Linked DNA regions of Homo sapiens: region 2 is linked to region 1. Evidence: chromatin loops called from intact Hi-C (ENCODE). Cell type or tissue: lower leg skin. All regions are shown on one strand. Links, peaks and the distances in the headings refer to the core of each region. The heading gives the core; the rest is flanking DNA.

Evidence for each region. Peaks named below come from ENCODE experiments on the same cell type or tissue, not always from the same donor. Only the 100,000 strongest peaks of a DNase experiment are listed, where the experiment ranks them.
Region 2: it touches region 1 in a loop (19-fold over the local background); 17 of 110 quality-filtered maps call a loop at or near these places.

What each region holds. Positions count from the first base shown.
Region 1 is chr6:168,963,598-168,971,937 of GRCh38, forward strand. It overlaps LOC105378146 (a long non-coding RNA gene), which reads right to left and starts at 785. Exons shown (of 4, transcript NR_136250.1): 1 at 661-785. LOC105378145 (a long non-coding RNA gene) reads left to right here and starts at 779. Exons shown (of 4, transcript XR_943300.3): 1 at 779-870; 2 at 1,600-1,755. RefSeq lists an enhancer at 1-167. In lower leg skin, for the core only: no CTCF peak of the experiment used is centred there; a DNase peak (open chromatin) is centred at 4,864.
Region 2 is chr6:168,898,162-168,906,501 of GRCh38, forward strand. No RefSeq gene overlaps it. Among named protein-coding and RNA genes, the nearest start is that of LINC01615, 260 kb to the right of the region's middle. In lower leg skin, for the core only: no CTCF peak of the experiment used is centred there; DNase peaks (open chromatin) are centred at 3,110 and 5,630.

The DNA of each region.
Region 1 (8,340 bases), core at 197-8,196:
TATAGAAGAAGTTATACAGGAAGATATTCAGTTGGTCTCCACTTCTGAGATGGCTCATTTTTTAATACCTGAGTCTAAACCACATCATGTTTCTATTTTAGTTCCTTTTAGAATTAACATACCTTTATTCACGTCTGATACACTTCAGAACTTTGGCGCAAACCATCTGTTTGGGTCTTAGACTCTTTTCCTTGGACTTCCACCGGGGCTTGCCCGACGCCAGTGGACATAGAGCATGAAAAGGCTTCCTTTATTTGTCACATCCTAGTTTCCTTCTGTTTGAATTGTTGTCAGTTGATACATTAAGGGTAGAGGAAGCACTCTTCCTCCAAGGGGAGGAGAATTCCCGCTCTCCCTCTGGGTTCTTCCCTGGAGAGGGCCCTTTTTAGCGAGGAGTGGTGATGAGCAGGGTTAGAGGTCTCTCAGAGGAGGTTAAATTGGCCCTGTACTTTCTCCTCAGTAATTCCTGAGTTGCACCTCTGCATAAACACACGCAGTCTGACATGGAAGCCTGACTCGGCTGGAATCTGATCTCACCTCTCCTCCCTGTGCACTTGCAGGGACCTCAGCCTCTGCGGGCAGCCCTTTGGGCACCAGAGCCTTTCCTGACCCGGCTCCTGGCCACTCTCCCTAGAGGCTTTACCTAGGGGAGCTCCCTACCGTTTCCCCAGCGAGGAGGAAGCCAGGCCCCTCTTGGGAGAGGTCGGTGATCCAATCCAGGTGACGGGGTCGGTGGAGAAGTTCTCTCAAAGAATGTATCAGACGTAAAGGTCAGGAAGTGTCTAGCATTCCGGAACACTGGGAATTGTGATGACAGCATGACTGTGTGTCCCGGGAGAAGATCTGCTCCGTGGTCTAATGGAATCTATGGTAGATGAAAGTGTCTCATAAAAGGGTTTTTTACTGAATTTGGAAAATTCATGTTTCAGCCAAATGAATCAGAAAAGACTTTCTTTTCTTTTTTTAGCCAGAAGTGTCCATATGTTTTCAGATGCACTAGCAAAGCAAAAGCACAGAAACATCAATTTTCTAAAAGAAGGGCAAAACCACATTTTCTCCCTGGAAAAACTCAAGAGTTGAGAAAGGGAAATTGGACATGTCATTTGGGATTATACTGAGGCAAAGTTGCCATCTGAACAGAAACTATCATTGGCAAATGCAACGTTGCCACCCTCACATCTTCCAGAAACGGCTCCTGACAAGGCTCTGACCCTCACTCACGGATGGTTTCTTGATTCCTTGGTTGGTTTATAATGGCACAGGAGAATGCTCAATAAACGTGATCTCTCACAAATAAAGTGAGCATTCCAACAGGCGGTTCAAGCCTCAAGCATTTTTAGACAGAGCTGGGTGACTTTGTACTTTTAGGATATAGCTGAGTGAATCACTTTGAAGGTGGAGAACAAAGAGAGGGCCCATCATTGCGGAACACAGAGCTCTGGGGGTGAGGATGCTTGGGAGAGAGGCACTGCCCGCTCCAGTTGCATCGTGGACAGCACGCGTAACACAGCCTAGCCAGGCACTGGAGCAAGGTGATGAGCCTTCTCCTCGCTTCACAATCATAATCCTTCTGTTTTCCATTCATAAATGTGTTTCTAGATTTATCCACTCATCTGTATTCAAGCCAAATCTTCATGGTGAAATCCTAAGCAATCTGGCAGTTGGTGGAAAATCGGTATTTTTCAAGTCACTTGAATTGTTCAATGGTCACAAGAAACTACTAGTTGCTTATTTTAGTGAATTATGCTGCATTCAGTAAGTACCCAACATATGTATAACTGGCAAGTTTTACAAACCTTTGTTACTGAATCAGATCAAGGATAATGATAAGCTCAGCTGGCACCTTTCCCACTGCCAGGGAAAGGACTATGTTTATATGTTAAATATTTACCAAGTGGAAAGCACATAATCATTCATTTAATCCAGGCAAATTGAATGACTACTATGTGATGGTTACAACAATGAAACCACAATAGCCCTTCTCTCCAGTAGTCACATCTGCTGTTTCCTGAGAATGACAATATGATTCTTTTACAAGTGTTCTGTAATCAAAACACTTTACACGGGGACTTTAGAAATTCTCATATTGCAGACTTTACTTATTGCAGATGAAGAAACAGACCCAAAGAGGTGAACTCACTCATGAAAATTTCTGGAAGTTAGTAAAAAATAGTTATTGTTATTATTAGAGTGCTTTATTATTGTAACTACAAGATAGTTGTTGAGAACCTAGACAAAGCAAGCTCTGAGACACACCTCTTATGGGTGTAAATTGATACCATTACATAGCAAAGTCACTTGCATTATCTAACCAAATTAGTTTATTTAACTAAATTGGCATTACTGAAAGCTAGAAATCCCACTCCAAAGTATATAAATTCAACTCACAGCTTTCAACCTTTTTTTAATGATAAAAAACAGAAAACATTTAATATCATAAGACAAAACACAGTTATATAAAAGTTTCACAAAACATTAATTTTGCTTACTTTGTGCAATGCAATCTGATTTTTATTGTTTTCTTTTTCCTCCCCTCTCCTCTTTTCTCTGCTGTCTTCCCTTCCCTTCTCTTCCACTGAATTTTATTTATTGAATTAAATAATATTTTCACCACCTATTAAATGTATTTAATGATCCACTAATGGATCAAACTCTTAATTTGAAAAATGCTGCCTGAGAAGAATTATTGTTCTTGTTGCCAGAAACACAAAAATGTGCAAAGCAATGTCAGCAAGAGCAGAAATGTGGAACTATCACAAATGACATGGTTAAAAGGGGCAGTCATAAAATGGAACATTAAATGTGAAGGAAAGTTAGTGAACTATAGGTGTACTTATCTCAGATGTTTCTCAAAAACCAAATGAGTAAAAAACAAGTTCCAGAAGAATGTGTATAGTATATCTACATTTATTTGTTAGTCAAAAACCAACTGAATAATGAATTACCCAGAAATCATATATACAGCAAAGTTATTTAAAAAGCAGGAATGATTTATGCAACATTTAGAATAACTTTTACCCAGGTGGAGGAGAAAGTGGAGGAAAGATAGTGTATTCACAGTTTATGATGTGCATAGGTGTGGATTTTTTTGCATCTATCCCCTTGGGGCTTCAGTGTCTTGTACCTGTCCGTTGCTTTTCATCAGATTTGTGACATTTCCACTTTTCTTTCTTCAGATGGTTTTCTCTTCCCTACTCTCTCCTGACGACCTGATTACATGCCTGTTGGGCCTCTTGACACTGGCACACAGCTCAGTTTTTATTCATCTTTATTTTCTAAGCTTTAATTTACATAGTTTCTACAGATAGACTTTCAAATTTAATCATCTTTCTTCAGCATTCTCCATTCTGTGGTCCGGCCTATCCAATGTATTTTTTGGAGTTCAGATGTTATAACTTTGTGATCTAGAATTTCCATTTGGTTCCTTTTTCTAACTTGCTTTTCTCTGTTCTCATTCTTCATCTGTTCACTTGTTCTTTCCTTTTCCCCCTAAAAATACTTGAATATCTTTATAATAATTATCTTCAAAGTTCTGTTTGCTAGCTCGAATTCTGGAACCAGAAGAACATTCTGTTAGTGTCCTTTTTTTTTCCTCTTGTTCATGAGCCCCATGTCACTTTGCACACCTCTGAATTTTTAATGGTGTATAAAACATTGTATATAGAAGGGAATTGGAATACTCTAATGTTTTGTTTTGTGTTTATCTGATTTCCAGAGAATGTGAGCTCTTTTCTGTGTCTGTGGAGTAAAATGAGGAAGTTATCATCAGGTTTTACCAAAAGTCATGTTGAACCAGTGCTATGCTGTTACTTTTATAAGAATGAGCTCGCTTGCACTGAGGACAGCCTCAAGCCTTCCACTTCCCCACTGTGGCCCCAGTGGAAGGACCGGTCTATTATATTTTCATCATAGAGTGTTTGATCCAGAAAGAGGCCAGGTTCAGCTGTATCAGGCCCTCAATTCCACACACCATGAGAATAAGCAAGACTGTGCAAATTCTGTTTTTCAGTTTCTATTTCACTGACTTTTTCTTTTTTCCTTTTTCCATAAAGTTGATTTTGTGCCATGGATAATATTCAGCATAAACAAATTATTGTTTCATTTGGTAATCTTCCAGATTCTAATCCATCCCACCATGTCCACCATTGCTAATAGCCTGGCTGAACTTACCTTGACCTTGGAGAGTCTAATATTCTTTAAAAGGCCTCTTCTGCTGCTTCCATGATTGAGAGACCCGTGTTTTGTCCCCTGGAACTTCCAAGGCTCTCTAATAATCTACAAAGTGTTTCTCTTGTCTAAATCAGTTCAACAATGCCTTTCTCTTTTCACCATTCATGAATATTCTCATAGATAAGGATAGTTATTGTATATTCATTCTTCTTTTAATGTTTTTTATTATTTCCACAATCAAACATTACAAGTATGTATTGTTTTCAAATATCAATGCACAACGTAAGAGCATATACTAACATTAAAAATTGTATATAATAAAACTGACTATGAATATAGGCGATGGTTCTATTCATCTTGTTTTATGTTTACTACTCAGAATACTGAGCAAAATTTAATACGTTTTGAATTGTCTGTACAATGTTAGTAGCTTTAGACTCTGTGAGGTTGGCAGGTAATAACAGAGAGTGTTGCTTTCTATTAAAATAGACTCTAAATAACTATCGATGAGCATGAGTGTGTCAGTATTTACCAAAGCAGCTGTGGCTGTAACTCCGTTTGTTAGGTCACCATGGTGATAAAGCTGAGGTTGCGGTTTCATCACGTGGGACCAATTAGTTTCACCCTGTTCTCCAGTCACACGTGACATTCCCCTTTCTACTCACTTGGCTGACTTCACTGAGGAGACACTGGGTGACAGAATGCAGATAGATCAGCACACATGTGTTGGTGACTCAGGCATCGGCACACGCGTGTTGGTGACTCATGCATCGGCACATGCGTGTCTGTGAATCATGCCTGGTCATGTATGTATCTTCATACAAATGATTAAAAGTTTATGTAAATACTGATATTATGTAGATATTATTACTACATAAATTAAGTTGAAGTTTGATGGTTGGCGAGGAAACTACTCAGTGACACAAAATATAGTCCTTTAGTCCAGAGCAATATGTTTTTGTATTGTCAAATCATTTTTGTATTAAAAATGCCTGGGGCTTCATTCATAGTAGGCTTTCCTCACATATTGTGGAATTGAGGTTGTTTCTCTAAATATGGACGCTTACGATGGGGTAATTATCTCTATTTGAAAAGTTATTTTTAAATACTTACTGACCTTTTTACTTGATTAGAACTAAAATGACGAAAGTTACTATAACTTACAAGCTAGCATAACTAATGTGCTACCAAATGCTTAAAGAATGACAACATACAGGTATTCCCACTGAATGTTGCCTTAAAGAATGATGGCAGAAGTTTAGAATACCTATTATGCTTAGAATGGAATGGACATAGGGGTGGATTTTCTACCTCATCTTTGGCATTTTTGAAGAAGCTAAGTGCTGCACAAGACTGATAGAAGCTCACAGACTGCTGTGTAGTTTTTAAAACATCTTAATGGTATCTCTTTCTCTCTTCACACACATGGACACACTTCTATACACACAACTTTAAATTAAATAGAAATAATCCTTTTTGGTTAGTTTATTGTAATTATCATTAAAATTAAAAACAAATATTCTATGCAGACATACTCAGAAATATTCCCAAACTTCAACCCTGAAAAAATGACTATATGCTTTACATATAAAATATTTGCAAAAGTTCATTGAGAACTGATTATCCTTAGACTAGACCATAGTTTTAATGGCTCTGCAAGTGGCTCAAGTGGCAAAGAGAGAAATCAAACCCACCTCCCAAAGTTTCTTCCAAAAATGAGAATAAAAGATGAGACTGTTATCTTCTATTGAGTATCTTCCACTGAGTCCTGTTTTGTTTTTGTTTCTTCCTTGGGCCCCTTTGGCTTTCTTTCTGTTTTTAAATGTTTTGTTTTTTGATGTCATTTAATTTTTTTGTTTTATTTTTGTAAAATGTATGATCTATGAACACATCCAGTTTTCATGTCAAGGTTACCATTTCTGAAGTAATACTGCACACTTTTTAATTCGCTGGTTTGATAAGGCCTTTCTTACACGAATCTTTGAAATAAGAATTATGTGATCAGTTAGCTTTATCTGTAATCGTCACTAGGTAGTTTAGTAAATTCTATCATCCTGGGAGATAAAATAGTATATTTTCCCATGTCTTAAAAAAAAAGGGAAGTGACTTGTGAATATATCTAAGAAAATAACTGATATTTTAAAAATCATTCTATCACTGATGCATTTTGTTATGACTATGAGGCTTCCTAAGTATCATTTGGAACCTGTATTAGATTAAGAGATAGTTAAAATGCACTGCGTAAGAGAAAAATAGAAATTTTAAAGATAGAGGGAAAGGATATTGGAGGAAGCTAAAAGGCAAAGAATCCCTGTACCTGATTATCATATATATTCCAAGTTGAAAAGGGAAATATGAAAAGTTTACTTCTAGGAGCAAAGAGGTCTGCTGTTCACTGTTTAAATATGCGGCTTTAATGACCTGCTCAGGTGGGCTATAATACACCTCCACCCATGAGTCTGTAATGAGCATGCGTTATAGAAAAATAGAGTGTGATAGGAAGTTATCATGGGCTGTAATATACCTTCACTGATGAGTCTGTAATGAGCATGCGTTATAGGAAAATAGAGTGTGACAGGAAGTTATCAAGGTTTTGAAAGAGGTGATATATTACAGACAGTGGAGACAGAGTGATGAAAGCACCGAGCATCGGATGTTAAGGTCAACAGCAGATTGGATCAGTGGAGCCCAGCACGGCAATAAGTGGTGCAGCTGGCATTCAAGGGTTTGGGAGGAACCAGGTCATGAAGAGCCTTTAGTGCCATTAACTGGGTCAGCCCTTGTGATTTCGACAGATCATGGAGATGTATCTATATAAACACAAATTGAGAGAGACTAGATTGGGTTAGGGAGACATACCCAACACACACACACACACACACACACACACACACACACACACACGCATGCACAATCTTTGCCAGTTTGGGCTGCTATAACAAAAACATGAATTTATTTTCCACAATTCTAGAGGCCAGAAATCCAAGATTAGGGCACCAGTATGGTCAGGTTCTGTCGAGGGCCTTCTTTCTGGCTTGCAAAGGGGTGCCTTTTTCTGTAACCTTACACAGTAGAGAGAAAGAGAGAGAGCTCTGATCTCTTCATTGCCTTCCAAATGCACTGATCCCATCATGGGGGCTTGGCTCCAGTCTTATGCCCTCATCTAAACCTAATTACCTCCTAAAGGCTGCATTTCCAAATGCCAGTACATTGGGGATTAGAGCTTCAACATCTGTATTCTAGGGCGACACAGTCCTTCAGTTTATAGCATTTCTCCCTGTCCCTCCAAATTTTACATCTTCTCACATGCAAAATATATTCATTTCATCTCAACTGCTTTAAAAATCTGAACTTGTTGTATCAGAAACTCTAAATTCCAAAGTCCAAAGCTTCAACTACATAACCTCTAAGTCAGATTTAGGTGAGACATGAGGTAGAATTTATCCTAGGCGAAATTTCTTTCCAACTATGAACATGTGAAACCAAATAAGCTACGTGCTTACAAAACACAATGGTGGAACAGACATAGCATGGATACTGCCCTTCCAAAAGGGACAAACAGGAGACAAAAATGGAGTGATGGGTACCAAGCAGGACCTGGTGAAGTAGAGGCCCAACTTTTGGTCCACTGGGGCAGCACACTTGTCTGCACAGCTCTGCTGGGCAGGGGCCATGCCCCCAGGACTCCGATGTGTGGTGGCCCTGACCCTAGGCTGCAGGTGACCTAATCTCCACAGCATTGGGTGTAGGCTATTTTGTTTCTTAAGACCCAGGTAATATCCCCCCTCTTTTAAAACTGAAGAGGCAGCCCTGGTCATCTCTGAATTACTATTTGGGTCATTCTTTCCTTTGCTTGACGTACAGTGCACATTGGCAGCTAAACCGCTCTATAGCCCTATTCTGTGATTGCAAGTTCAGCAGTCTTCCTGCATTCTGTTCCATTTCTGTCCCCTTCAGCTAAAAACTGGCAATTGTCCTGGTAGTGTGGTTGACTAGGTCCAGGGCTCATATCCACACTAATCTCGTGTCAAATACTCAGCTTGCCCCACCTCGAGTGCTCTCTTCCTGACATGCTTTTTTATTTTTGTAATATGTACAGGTTTAGAATTTCCAAATCTTCAAAATCTGGTTCCTTTTGGTTAACAATTCAATCTTTATTTCTGTCTTCTT
Region 2 (8,340 bases), core at 85-8,084, 66 kb before region 1:
AAAAACCCTTTCAATGTATCTTCAATAAAAAGATCCTCTCTCTTCTTTCTTAGACATCATGTGATCTCTGTTCGTATGACAGGCTCTTCTGATCCAATCATCTCTACTCATTCCTTAGGTTAATTTTTGGCTTGATCAGTATTAATGTTCATATTAAGGCTTTTCATAATCAATTTGTGACTTAACACAATTAATATATTTAAACATCTATTAAAACTGAAATACATTTGTGCCCATCTATAGAGAGGGAAGTTTCTCACATGTTCTCTACAAACACTGGCTACTTGGTTACAAGAAACACTTTCACATTTTCTAGTCCCACAGGCTATTCACCAACTCTTATGTTTTGTCATGAAGACTAAGCTTAGCTCATAGTGGCAAATGTACCACTTACTCAGTCATTCCTTCAAAATGATTTATTAACTGCTTGGATAATAACCATGTAAACAAGTATATTCATAATTACAAGAACTTGTACGTCATGAAGTAAAGAAACTGTGATACAATTGCCCTAATAATAGAGAAACTCATTAGAGAGTGTGTTTGTAGAATGTCTGGCTGTGCAAGTAATATTTAAGCTAATATTTAAAGGATGAGAAGAAATTGTTCACTAAGGAACTGAAGAATTAAGAAGTAAACATTCCAGAACATTCCAGGTATAAGGAACCTTGTGCCAAATTCCCTAGGATAAGAAAGAATTTTTCAGCATGTCAAAATAACTGAACGAAGCCAGTGTGGATGGATTTTAGTAATCAGGCGACAGTGATATGGAAGGGGTAGGAGTGAAAGCAGGAAAGGGTGCCATGTAGAGTACTGCAGACCAAGTTAAGCCACGAGCCTGGGTTTTATACATTGCAATGGGGAGACGTTGAAACAGCATAGTCAGGAGTGGCTGACATAATTCATAGGTAAAAAGATAACTGTGACCTGAATTACCAGCGGATTAAAGAGGGGAAGAGAGGGCAAAAGAAGAATCCAGGGGGCTCATTGGGAGAAGCTAAGGCTGTGTGGGCGGCAGGTTTTTGTGACTTGGACTCGGGTTAGGGCAGTGGAGATATGGAAGTTCCTGGCTGTTCAAGAACCCAGTCAGGCTCAGTGGGTTGTGTCATAAGAAATACGCTCTGGGGGCCAGGCGCGGTGGCTCACACCTGTAATCCCAGCACTTTGGGAGGCCGAGGCAGGCAGATCACAAGGTCAGGAGTTCAAGACCAGACTGACCAATATGGTGAAACCCTGTCTCTACTGAAAAAAAAAATTAGCTGGGCATGGTGTCACGCACCTGTAGTCCCAGCTACTTGGGAGACTGAGGCAGGAGAATCGCTTGAACCCGGGAGGTGGAGGTTGCAGTAAGCCAAGATCACGCCACTGCACTCCAGCCTGGTGACAGAGCGAGACTCCGTCTCAAAATAGCAAACAAACAAACAAACAAAACATGCTCTGGGAAGGCGTGCCTTGCTGAATCCTTAAAAACATCTGAATGTGAAGATCAGGTAGAAGGCAACACACTTCTGAGCCAGCATAGAAGGAACAGATAGAGAGGTTAGGGAGACAGGTGCTCGGCTTCAGAGTCATCTTCTGTTCCTCATTGCCAGCTGGGTGTCCTGGAGGAAACATTGGTGATCTGATGGTGGGTTGGAGGAGAGCAGAATGCAGAGGACGCCATGAGGATTTCCAGCTCATGTGACTTGCTGCAGGATGGTGAATTGAAATTAGAACTCTTAGAGAAAGTGGTTTCTGAAAAACAACCTGAAGATGTACACTTTTTGTGTATTGAGTTTCAAATGCTGGTAAGATATTTTAGTTGGAAATGACAAATAGGTGATTGAATATATATGATTTGGGAATTCTAATGTATGTTCTGGGCTGGAGGGAGAACTTTTGGAATCAGCACACAGATGAGATTTAAAGCCGTGGGAGTCCATAAAATTACCCTGGTAGTGATCTTCTCAATTTAATGCATATTTCTGGTGATTTCTTTTCCCTTACTTCAATCTGCAGTTCACCAGGTATAATTGGCTAAGTAGTGACCCCAGAGATAACGTGCAGGCCGGCATCCTTGGAACCTGGGAATGTGAGTTTGTTTGGAAAGATGGGATTAAGTTTAGGATCTTGAGATGAGGTCATCCTGGGTCCTTTTATAAGCAGTGTCCTTATAAAAGAGAGGCAGGGATTTAGACACCCAGAGAAGCGGAGGGAATATGAGGACAAAGGCCATGTGCTGAGAAAAACCAGTGCGAGAACGCTGGCTGCTGCAGGGGTGAGAAGAGGAGGGAAGCAGGGGCGAGAAGAGGAGGGAAGCAGGGGTGAGAAGAGGAGGGAAGTAGGGGTGAGAAGAGGGAAGCAGGAGTGAGAAGAGGAGGGAAGGGGCTCTCTCCTGACCCCAGGGGAGTGCGGCCCTGCTGGCAGCCGCAAGGGTGAGAAGAGGAGGGAAGCAGGGGTGAGAAGAGGAGGGAAGGGGCTCCCTCCTGACCCCAGGGGGAGTGCAGCCATGCTGGCAGCCGCAGGAGTGAGAAGAGGGAAGCAGGGGTGAGAAGAGGAAGGAATAGACTCTCTCCCCACCCTGGGGGGAGTGCGGCCCTGCTGGCTGGCACCTCCGTCCCTGGCTTTCCCCCTCCAGAACGGCGAGGCAATGGATTTGTGTTGTTTAAGCCAATAAAGTTGTGTAATTTGTTCTTGGCAATACTAGAAATTCATATACCAGCTACCAAGTAGGGCCTGGAAGTCCTTATTTTAAGCCGGAACCCCAGGTGATCCTGGTTAGTGGATCACCGTTAAGAAACGCTGACCTAGGGCGATACTACATGACTGAGTTTTGAAGGGTATCAGAATTAAACATTTAGTAGGAGAGAAAAAGCGGCTCCAGGACTTGGGAGGCCCGAGATGAGACACAGAGAGAAACAGTACTTGGCTCCTAGGTTGTTTTTGTCTGACTCCAGTCGCATAATTGCACATTGGAAAAACAGTCTGGAAATGACGGGATTTGCATCGTGTTTTCAGTTCGTCAAGCGTCTTGACTCTGTCTGGATTTGTAACTAAACAATACCAGCAGGTGAGAGTGGTCACACGGAATGAATCACAAACGATCTTCAAAGGACAAACGTGGTGAATCCTCGAACTGGCAAAGGAAGAAGTAAACTCTGCCCCCGCAAGCTCGCGCGACGCGACACCGCGGCCTCTCCTTGGCCCACTCACCACTTGGACGCTCTTCTTCAGGCTGGGAACATGCGCTTCCTCACAGCTGGAGCCATTCCTTCCTCTTCTTCAAAGGATTTTCTGAAATTCCAACCCCACTCTGAAATTGTTTAATAAACTATCACAGTTTCACCTTCTCACCCTTCCACATGAGTAGCCTCTCTCCAGTAAGACTTGGCCCTAAAGGTGGGTGCTTTGACCTGAGTGTCTACGCCAGGGCAGCGCCGGGGGCAGACAGAACCACCTGCCCTGAGCTCCCGGCTCACTGGTCTCCATGCCTCGTTGGGGGCGAGACTGCGGACTTTAATCTTCTATCTTTGAATTTTCCCTGGATCCAAGCTGGGCTGCACTGCAATGCTCCTTGCCCTCCTTCCTGAAACAGCTCATCTTTGTCCTGGAAAAATGTCATGCTTGAGGCACTTTGGCCCTTGGGAAGAACAAGAGGGAAGACGGGAACCTCCTTTTTCTGGAGCTCCTACTGCGACTGGACCTTGCTGGCCGGTCAGTTTCACTCTCTGTTAAGCGCTGATCTGCTCCGTCTGTGAACCCCTCGTGGATTTTATACATTGGAGAACAGTCTCCTGTTGCACTACTTCTCTTAATTTTCTTAACTCTGTCCTTCATTTAAAAGAAATCCTTAATTCTGATGTATCAATTATGTTAACTTTTGTTCTTTGGCATATTATTTAAAAAGTCTTTTTATCCCAAACTTACAGATATCCTTACACGTCTTCTTATACCATCTTTAACATTTTTACCTTTCACATTTAGGGCTTTCATGGATCTGGCATTCACCAGGTGTCATGTGGTGGAATCCAATTTATTTTTTACGTTCTAGGATTCAGCCACCTTCAATCTCCCTAACCGTTTCTAATAGTTTTGACATTTGTTCCTTACCAATCAACCTCCTTCTCAGCGATCTGACGTCTCCAGGACTGAACTTGGAGGAACTTCCCTGTAACCTGTGTTAGTTTGCTGTCTTGTTGGAGGCTAGACGCTAATAATACCTGGGCTCATGTTTTTTGAGGGTGTCATTCTTTCTTTTTCTCTTGATGTTTTAAGCCTTTTGTAGAACTCAGGATTCCCAGCACTAAACCTCACCTGTGATGATTGAAAGTGATAAGATCCTTCAGTACCTCTATCCAGTGGTATTCACTGCATTCCCACCCTGTGGTGAGCCTCATGCTTGGTGATGCAGGGTGAGGAGGCGGGGAGGGGACTACCCACGGAGAGCCTGGAGGCTCAGGTGTGCTCAGGGGGGCCTGGTGCACTTGGCCTTTTGGGAATGCAGAAGTCCAGGGAATTGGTTTATTCAGGGACCTGGCTCTGTGCCTACATGCTCTAAGTGAGGAGCCATAGGCCCTACCAGTCCCCATCTCCGAGGGCAGGAAGCCAGACGTGAGCATTGAGGAAATGGAGGCACTGGGGAGGTATCATCCAGGGTTCTTGCTCACCAGGCCTTTGCATAGCAGTGGGGAGAGAACGGGCCCAGGGAGGACTCACCAAAGACCCATGGGAGCTGCATGGAGCATCCCAGGGCCCCAGTGCTCCCTCCTTCCACAATGTGGATGGCAGGAGGGGTATTCTGAGGACCCTCTACGTGGGCCAGCCTTTCATTTTCCTTTGCATCTTTCAATGGAGTTAAAAGTAGAACCTTCCTACCCCCATTGAGGACAGGGGCACCTAACTTCCACACGCCACGGAAACCCCCAGGGCACTTGAGGGCTGATGTCCGGTAGGGGCCAGCACCTGCTCCTGGAATGAATTAATCAGCAAAATCATTGCAGCCCCCACATTATTTTCAACAAATATTAAGGTGTTCTCTAATCTTTCTCCCATTTTGGTTATTCATAGTGTATCACCACTATCTGAAATCACCTTGACTATTTGTCTAGGTGAATTATCTGTCTCCCCACGAGGATGTACACTTTATACTTACAAGGTCCTGTTCATCTCACTAGTCCCTGGTTCTTCCTGTCTAAAACAATACTACGCCTGTAGTAGGAGCTCAGCTGCTATTCAGGTCAATGAAAGGTATGAAGGGGTGACTGAATAATGATTTAATGCAACAAGGTAGGACTTCAGGTGCCCTTGGCGGTCCTGTCATTAGCGGAGTCATTGTGGAAAGAAATGCACCAGTGCTAAGTAGAATTAAGCACGTAAATAAAGCAGTCGATTTGTTAGGTTAATCCCTTGGCAATAGCTCTCAGTTTATTTTATGGGCACATTCTTATTTTATTTCATTATCATTTATTAGATTCAAAATATTATGAGAGCCTTGAGGACCCATTTAAAATAATCTCCACATCCACAGCCATCGCAGATTATGACAACAAATGTGCTTAATTGAATCATGAACTGTCACACTGACTCCGCTGCCCCACGCTGCGACACTGTTGCACCCCCATGCTGGGAGCTCAGTGACAATGCCAACATCGTGCATCTGTAGTGCAGGGAGTGGAGCCTGCCATGTCTTCACTGTCACGCAGATGGCAATGTCACAGGCACGGCCATTGCTGGGAAATGCTACACAGCTAAGAGACAAATCCCAGCAGTGACGTGGCACATCTCAGAAGTGTAGCTTTGAGTGAGAAAATAAAAAGTAGGATATACCTCATAGCAAAAAGTTGTTTACATAAATCAATAAACACACTCACAATAAACAGCACTGCATACCCCACCTGTAAATATGCATCTCCGAGCACACATCTGAAATGCGCCGGGGGGGATAAGTGAATGGGACGAGAAGTGGGGTGGGGGCAGGCACAGAGAGGAGACTAAAGACAGAACAGGAGCTAACCAGGGGCCGTGGTAAGGGAGCAGGGCCAGCGTCACCTCCTGCACCCGGGGCCTACAATGCCCTCACTCACTGGGAGGAACTGCATGTTGCAGGGAAAGTTGAGTTCCTCTGTGAAATAACTCGCTTCCATTAGAAGGTATTAAAGGTCCTCAGACTGGAACCTTCCTCAGCAAGCGGCAGTATACACAGGTAAGCACTTTTGTATTTTCTAAATAAACTAACAAAATGAACTCTAAATGGAGCCATTCCTCTCGGGGGAAAATGCCCCATTCTTAATAGCTTGACTTTTCGGCTGTTTCATTTTGATGGTTTATAATTCAGTTAAACACATGTCCTGTCATACTGGGTTATGGCCGGGGATGTGAAGGTAATTTTCACTGGGTCCTTGAGTTCCTCATGTTTTGAATCTAACAGATGATCATGGAATATGGTTGTGACCATAAAATGAATAGAGAGCTACAGTCAAAGAATTAGCCTGACCATGCCTTTTCTTAGCGGTTAACTGTTGTGCAACAGAAAATGACTATTATTCAGTTAACAAACAAGGCCTAAGTGGGGTGTGAGCTCTGCACATCAGGAAGCTCTGTATGAATTCTAAATGAGGACAAATGTGAATCTTTGTAAAAATTATCATAAACAATTTGGGCTCATAATACAACTACACATTATGAATGAACACTAAGTATTTAAACTTTTGTTAAGAAAATTTTTATTCGTTAAGAAATGAAGGTAATGGACAGTGATCAGTAATACCATCTGATAATGAGGTCAGCCTCATGCTAGCTTCTGTATTCTGGGCTAGCCTAAGGCAGACGTGTGATCACCTCACATTTCTTTCCGTTGCTTTACCCGGCCTCGCCTAGGTTCCCCTCCTTTCCTCCTGTGTGCCTCCCCTGCTGCCTACACCCAGCCTTGACTCTGCTGCTTCTCCCCTCCCAAGGCTGAGGGACCCTGACCACAATCATGCCTCAGACTCTGGGCTACCCTTTTTTCCTCTCTGTCTTGGATTTTATTTTCTGCTTTCTAAAGTGTCATCATCATGCACTTTTTCTGAGGTCATACTTTTCTGGTGTCTAATGGAGAAGATAAAGATACTGAAGAAAACAGTATCTACCAAATTGGGTACTGTAAGTCCATTGCTAAATTAAGAACTTTACATATATTATCTCATGATTACCTCTATGGGAGAAAATATTATTCCTGCTTTACAGGTGAGAAAACTGAGACTCAGAGAAGATAAGTCACTTGGCCAAAGACACACAGTCAGTTAATATAGGAGCCAGGACGAGTGCACACTCATGAGCATTCTGTTAGAACACCAGGCATTTAAAAACATGAATGCAGAAAACCACATCAGTACGTACTCAGTGTGTGTGTGTGTGTGTTTGTCCCTGTGTATATACTTATATACGTACATATTCATATATAGGGATTGGCTATAGGGACTTGGATTACACAACTGTGGGAACTCCTAAAGCAGCCTGTGTCAGGCTGCTGTTATCAGGCTGAACCTGACACCGGGTCCTGAAGTTTAGAAGCCAGGCATTCAGGAAGGAACAATCACAAGCCTGACTGGAATCCCATTGGGATGGGCTGAAACCCATGTCCATTCCTGTTGCCTCTGACTTTGGTGTGAGCTTCCTGCAGAAGCTGCCCTTTTGCTAGCGCATTACACACACATATCTAGCCTGAAGTCAGAAGAGCTGAGAGAGAATCCAGTTTAAAAAAAAAAAAAAAAAAAAAAAGCTGTTGCAGAACCAGCTGCTGCTTCACACCGATGCAGTGAGTCAGCGGATCAGCTGCAAGGGTGTGAGCTACTAAATGGCTGCTGCTTCCTCTCCATCTTCCAAGTCTCAAACAAACATTTTCTTGTGGTCTACCTTAAAAAGACACATACGAAAGGTGGCTTCAGAGGAATGTCATTCTGCCTGGCTATGTCAAGACGTTTCAAAGTCACTACAATCACATGAAACAGAACTATGTCAGAGTAGTGGGGACACTTCTACATCTGGGGACACTCTTGCTGCATCTCAGAATTTTGTCTCATATGAGTTCCCCCAACCGTGCTTGTGCCACATGCCTTTCAACTTAAAAATGATAAGGTCTATAAATTTTGAAAGCCAACTTTATTTCTTACAGAGGGTTACAGCCTACGAGGTGCTCCTTCTGACAGGCTGGGAAGTATAGCCTCTGGCAGGGACCTTTAGCAGGCATTTCAAAGGAGAAAAGGTGAGACAGGAACTTATGCTGAAGGGGTTGGCTCAACATACATATTCAACAGATTATAGGAGGAGCGATGAATATTCATGAAGGTGTCCTGACCCATTGAACAAACATGCATATTACAT